Linked DNA regions of Mus musculus: region 2 is linked to region 1. A link is a contact called in ENCODE POLR2A ChIA-PET data. All regions are on one chromosome and are shown on one strand. Each heading gives the region's core, a stretch centred on a gene start or an enhancer-like site at or near the end of the contact. The rest is flanking DNA. Distances are from core to core; before and after follow the strand shown. Region 1 holds the start of Polrmt (polymerase (RNA) mitochondrial (DNA directed)). Region 2 has its middle 14 kb from the start of Ptbp1.

Evidence for each region. ChIA-PET counts read pairs that join two places held with the same protein, here RNA polymerase II (POLR2A).
Region 2: POLR2A ChIA-PET joins it to region 1 with 12 read pairs in embryonic stem cell. The contact joins the enhancer-like site here to the promoter of Polrmt in region 1. POLR2A ChIA-PET finds 5 or more read pairs at or near these places in 4 of 5 experiments (Patski and embryonic stem cell).

The regions. Positions count from the first base shown.
Region 1 is chr10:79,745,110-79,748,346 of GRCm38, forward strand. It overlaps Polrmt (polymerase (RNA) mitochondrial (DNA directed)), which reads right to left and starts at 1,472. Exons shown (of 21, transcript NM_172551.3): 1 at 1,356-1,472; 2 at 565-663. The coding sequence starts at 1,443.
Region 2 is chr10:79,839,181-79,842,417 of GRCm38, forward strand. No RefSeq gene overlaps it. Among named protein-coding and RNA genes, the nearest start is that of Ptbp1, 14 kb to the right of the region's middle. Within about 2 kb of position 1,700, at least 3 of the 3 ENCODE cell types and tissues checked have a DNase peak (open chromatin) inside an H3K27ac peak, as active enhancers do.

The DNA.
Region 1 (3,237 bases), core at 222-2,721:
CATGCACACCTTTAATCCCAGCACTCCAGGGGCAGAGGCAGGCAGACCTGAGTTCAAGGCCAGCCTGGTCTACAAAGCAGCCAGGACTTCCTACACAGAGAAACCCTGTCTCGAAAAACCAAGAAAGAAAAAAGAGAGAAAGAGAGAAGGGAGGAATGAGGAGAGAAAGAAAGAAAGAGGAAGGAAGGAAGGAAGACAGACAGGCAGGCCTGGCAGACAGGCTGGATTCCAGCTGCACCTCGACTCTGCAGGACTAAAACTGGAGACTTCTATGTCAGCATTCCAACAATGCAAATCCGGTATTGTTCAGGTGTATTTGGGGCCTCCACTGTCTTCCTAGAAGTGAGAGCCCCAGGTGGGAATCTGGAACTCAGGGAATGGAATTACAGCAGCTCCCAGAACCAGCACAAGAGGACCCACAGGACCACAGACAGGCCAGCCAGACAACACTGCTCAGTGGACTCTGGACCCCATTTTACATACTCCCTTGGAGTGGTCAGGTACAACGCAGAGCACACTCCCTCAAGGCTTCACTGTGGAGAAGGACTTAGGACACCAACTTACCTTCCAGCAGTTCAGCATGGCCCCACTCCCTCAGGACATGTTGCTCACGGGGACTGGCAGCGGAGCTCCTTCTTGAGCTGCAGAAGCCACCAAAAGTCCCTAGAAAGAGACATGAAGAATAAGAACACAGAAACCATCCTATCAAGTGGACACCGTGGCATGCACACTTATTACCCCAGGTCTCTGGAGGCTGAGGTGGGAGGGTCTCCAATTGGATTCCAGCCTGGGCTACAAAGGAAGTTCTAGGTTAAGCTAGTGTGAGTTCCTGCCTCAAACTTACGTCATGCCCAGAAAGAAATGGATCAAAAGACAAGGACTGCCAGGCATGGGATCTCAGAACTCAGGAGGTTGAAGCAGTAGGACCTGAGTTCAAATAAAGCATCCAGCATGAACCACATGGAAACACCATGGCTCAAAAAAAAAAAAAAAAAAAAAAAAAAAACACGCCCCGCCCACAAATAAATCCAGACCCAGAAAAAGACCAACTTCAAGGGCAGAACAGGCCAAAGCTATAAGGATCGGGGTGCAGGATCCAGCAAGAAGTACTCCTAACTAAAAGTAGCCAAAGGTCAATGCCAATATCCGTAAGTCCCCAACAGTGGGTCAGAGACATGGAAAAGCGAGCAACAATCAAAAGTCAAAGTGCCCTGCGGACCTAGAGAGACGTTGCCAACTAGTGCCCAGCTAAATGGGTCCCCAGAAACTCCTCCATAGGTCAAAGAACAAAGGTTGAAGGTGACCGGGATCCTAAGGAAGGGAAGATTATAGTCCTGGATCCGACACTCCTTTACCTTCCTCCGAAGGCGGGCGGTGGGGCCCAGGGGAGCGCAGAACCCGGCCAAGCCCGGCTGCGCTTCGGGTCCACCGGAGCGCCGACATGCCGCCTGCTGCCCGCAGTGCGCACGCGCACGCGCCGCCTGCAGGGAGCTGTAGTTCTGCGACTGCCGGAAGCGCTCTTAGGGTCTGTCCTGTGAGAGGAGTCGAAGGAGAACTACAACTCCCAAGAGGCAGCGGGCAGCGTGGCGGCAAGAGAGCATGCGCAGAAATACTCTTCTGATTCGTTCTTTTCATATCCAAGTTCCCTCTTTAGTTTTTATATTTTTTTGTTCTTTGATTGACTGGTTTCTGCTTTATTTTATTTGTTCATATATATGTGCGTAACATTTACATATGTGTATATATTATGTACTATATGCACATTTTTGGCACAAAGTCTCACTATTTAACCATGAATGTCCTGGAATTTAACAGGATTCCCTTGAACTCAACAGATATCCTCCTTATACTCCTGCTCTGCCACCCAGTACTGGGACTATAGTCGTGCGCCACCACGCCCAGTCCCTACCCTATTTGTTTCTCCTCCTCTTCCTCCTCCTCCTCTCTGCCTCTCTCTGTCTCTGTCTCTCTGTATGTATATGTGTTTGTGCAAATGGAATCAGGGCCGTAGAAAGATGGAAAAGACGTGTAAATAGTACCACATCGCGATTTCATTCATCCATCCATCCATTCATTCATTCACATTCACAGAGTCCCATGTAGCTCATGTTAGCTTCCAATTTACATGTATGAGAACTAATCTGGAAAGCCTGACCTTGCTGTCTTCTCCTTCCCAGTGTTGGACTAAGGGATCTATCTACACGTAGCCCAGGTTGGTTTCAAACTTCTAATGTGGCCAAAGATGACAGTGAATTCCTGATCCTCCTGCCTCCTAGCTCAGGAAGTGCCGGATGACAGATATGTGCTATCACGCACCAGCATTTTATATTTGAGACAGAATCTCACTAAATTTTCCAGGCTAATTCTGTAGCTCAGACAGTACCCTCCTGAGAAGACAGGACCTGGGCTCATTTTCTCAGTACTAGGGCTTCTACTGTCTGGAGCGCATCAGTGAGAGCTTTGGGTTTATAATCCCAGCCCTCTGGAGGTAAAGGCAGGCGGATTCAAATTTAAGCACATAAAATGCACATAAAACCTTGTCTCAATCAGGCAGTCGGGCAAGCAAACGGACAGATAAACAGACACACACACAAACTCAGAGCTGGGTGTGGTGGCACACACCGTTTTTGCTTTTGTTTTTGTTTTTTTAAAGATTTATTTATTTTATGTATCTGAGTACACTATCTCTGTCTACCAGAAGAGGGCATTGAATTCCATTACAGATGGTTGTGAGCCACCATGTGGTTGCTGGGAAATGAACTCAGGACCACTGGAAGGTCAGTCAGTGCTCTTAACCCCAGGTGGCACACACCTTTAATCCCAGCACTTGGGAGGCAGAGGCAGGCAGATTTCTGAGTTCTAGGCCGGCCTGGTCTACAGAGTGAGTTCCAGGACAGCCAGGGGCTACGCAGAGAAACCCTGTCTCGAAAACAAACAAACAAACAAACCCCAATTAAATAAATAAATATCCTAAAGTCTAGTTGGAGCTGGAGAGATGGCTAATTGGTTTAAAGCATTAGCTGTTCTTCCAGAGGACCCATTCAATTCCCAGCATACACACAGCAGATCAGAATGTAACTCCAGTTCTAGGGAATCCAACACCCTCACACAGACATATATGCAGACAAACTACCTATGCACATAAGATAAAAATAAACTATTAAGAGAGAGACAGAGAAGGAGAGAGGGGGAGGAGGAGAGGGAGCGAAGGAGAGCAAGCAATGTGGTTAACCCTGA
Region 2 (3,237 bases), core at 450-2,949, 94 kb after region 1:
TACACAAACATATGTGCAGGCAAAACACCCAAACAAATAAAAAAGAAGAAATAAGGGGCTGGCGAGATGGCTCAGTGGTTAAGAGCGCCAACTGCTCATCTGAAGGTCCTGAGTTCAAATCCCAGCAACCATATGGTGGCTCACAACCATCCGTAACAAAATCTGATGCCCTCTTCTGGAGTATCTGAGGACAGCTGTACTTACATATAATAAATAAATAAATCTAAAAAGAAGAATAAGAGGAGGAAGAGGAAGAGGAGGAGGAGGAGGAGGAGGAGGAGAAATAAAATTTTAAATAAGTAAATAAATAGGATTTAAAAAAAAGATTTATTAGCTGGGCGTGGTGGCACACGCCTTTAATCCCAGCATTTGGGAGGCAGAGGCAGGTGGATTTCTGAGTTTGAGGCCATCCTGGTCTACAGAATGAGTTCCAGGACAGCCAGGGCTATACAGAGAAACTCTGTCTCGAAAGAAAAAAAAAGATTTATTTGTTTATTATATGTAAATACACTGTAGCTGTCTTCAGACACACCAGAAGAGGGCATCAGATCTCATTACAGATGGTTGTGAGCCACCATGTGGTTGCTAGGATTTGAACTCAGGACCTATGGAAGAGCAGTCAGTGCTCTTAACTGCTGAGCCATCTCTCCAGCCCATAAATAGGATTGAAAAAAGAAAAAAGAAAAAAAGAAATAAACCATGGAATGAAGTTAGGTTCCCTTTTAGTCTCTCTATCTTTTGTTTTTGGCTTTTTTTGTTTTTGTTTTTGTTTTTCGAGACAGGGTTTTTCTGTATAGCCCTGGCTGTCCTGGAACTCACTCTGTAGACCAGGCTGGCCTCGAACTCAGAAATCTGCCTGCCTCTGCCTCCCAAATGCTAGGACTAAAGGCGTGGGCCACCACCACCCGGCACATCTCTCTATCTTTTGAGTCAAGCTTCCACTGTGTCGCCCAGTAGGGCCTCAAATTCCTGATGCTCCCGCCTGGCTATGGCTTGGCTACCAGGAGTGACCCACTGGGTTCCATCTCCTGCACCACACAAACAGAACTTGGTGGCACGTGACCATCATCTCAGCAATCAGGAAATAGAGGCAGAAGGACCAGGTCATCTTCAGCTACATGTCCAGTTTGAGCTAGCCTTGGCTACATGAGACCATGTTCAAAAAGGCAAAAATCAATGCAGGCAGCAGGCACCCTGCATAGCCCTTCCTTGCCCTGTAGTCCTTCAAGCTTGGCAATGTCTAAGGAGCCACTAGGGCATCACCAGAGACAGATGGGAGATCACATCTAAACCTCCAAACTCAGAAAATTGGGCCAAAGACATCCCTAGCAGGTTTTTCCAGCCCTCAGAGGCAGTAACGTGCACCTGAATTGCTTGAACTTGCTGGAATTTCTTCCATGGTACAGCAAGCAGACTCATGGCTGTGTGGGACGTAGACAGGAGGAGTGTAAAGGGGGACAGGGATGTTGAGGGATATGCTAGTGTTTGGATACTGGGTTCCAGCCCAGCCTGTAGGTGGCAGGAACCCCTTCTTCCTACCTTGATGCTCTCTGGTGGTATAGCCCCTGCCTAGAACCCACACAGCGAAGGGCTGGAGGTGTGACCACAAGGATCCTAAGGACCCTCCCTGCCTAGAATCCTCCAGTTAGAGCCCTGTGTGTGCTCAGGGGTGGAGCCCTGCCTAGAACCCCGCAGTGAGAGGCTGGGAGCAGACTCAGTCCTTAGCTCGACTCTAGCCAAGTACGCAGCTCGGGGTTTATGATAATATATGGAAGAGTGGAAGAAAATCACCCGCTGTGGAAGTCTGAGGAAGTGGGAGGGACTTTGCCGCGGAATGTCTGTGCCCACGCCTGGGCTGTAGTGGTAGTCTAACTCCTCACACCCCATCCCCCAGGCTCCTTCCAAGTCCAGACAGAGAAAGGAATTCCTGGCTGAGTCTAATTTAAAACAAACAAATAAACAATGTTTGCAGGGAGGAGAATGAGAGGAATGCGGGCGGGGCTCTTCCCTGCGGGAGAACCGGAGAACTGGGGCCTCGGACTGCAAGAACAGAGGTCACCACGACCCCAGCAAACTCCCACCCCATCTCTGCAAAGAGCTGGAAAGCACTGTTAAGCCCACCCCGACCGGCCTTCCAGGGTTATTCTGTTGTTTTATGGCCTTTTTGCTCCGCTGGCTGCAAATTGGGGGAGGGGAGAAAAAAAAAAAAAAAAAAAAAACACGGGAGGCGGGGTAACGACAGATTCCGGATCCCTGGTCCCGGAAACCTTTGTTTCTTAAGGCTGGGCAGCTGCTCCTCAGAGACAGTTAGGGCTCTGGACTTGGAGCACCGGTCAGTGTTTTTACTTCAAGGAAAGCTCTAACCTAGAGCAAGAGCCCAAAATTTCTCAGGTAGTTTGAAAAACAGTGAGGTGGTTTTGTGTGTGTGTGTGTGTGTGTGTGTGTGTGTGTGTGTGTGTGTTTCTTTCTGAGGTGGTTGTGTGTGTGTGTGTGTGTGTGTGTGTGTGTGTGTGTGTGTGTGTGTGTGTGTTTCTTTCTTAGTACTTGGTAAGCTGAAGCAGGAGGATTGCGGCAATTTTAATGACAACTGGGCTACATGAGACCTTGATTGTCTCCAAACATTGTTGGTGCCCACCTGTCATGCCAGCATTCAGGAGGTGGAGGCAGGCGGATCAAATGCAAAAGACTATCCTGGGCTATGTGAGACCCTGTCTCAAACCCTCTTTCTCAGATTAAAAAAAAATATATATATATATATATATATATATATATATATATATATATATATATATATATATATATATATATTCATATTCCAAGGTTGAGAGCACGCCTTGGTGGTGAGGCCCTAATATCAAATTCCCAGTGCTGAACAATAAAATGAAGTGTTACTCAGCCCTTTCCTGATGCATCTCTGAATTCCACACACTATCTGAAATCCACAAAAAATACCATCTTAGAGGCCCAGGTTTGCAGGTAACAGGAAAGCTACCCCATGCTTGTTTTTCTAGCAGGGAATTATTTTATCTGGATTTAGAAAGCAGCCTGCTCAGAGTATAGAGCAGTGAGGGAAGCCCTGTGGGCCTGTCTGATTCTAGAATTCTCCAGGATAAAGTCTGGGAACTTTAACCCTGTTGGAACCACAGGGAAGTTGGGGAAGCAGGCAGAATGAGTCTCGGCAAGGATCTCTCTTTAATATTTCTATTTTATGTGTGTGAGTGTCTTCCCTGCATGCAT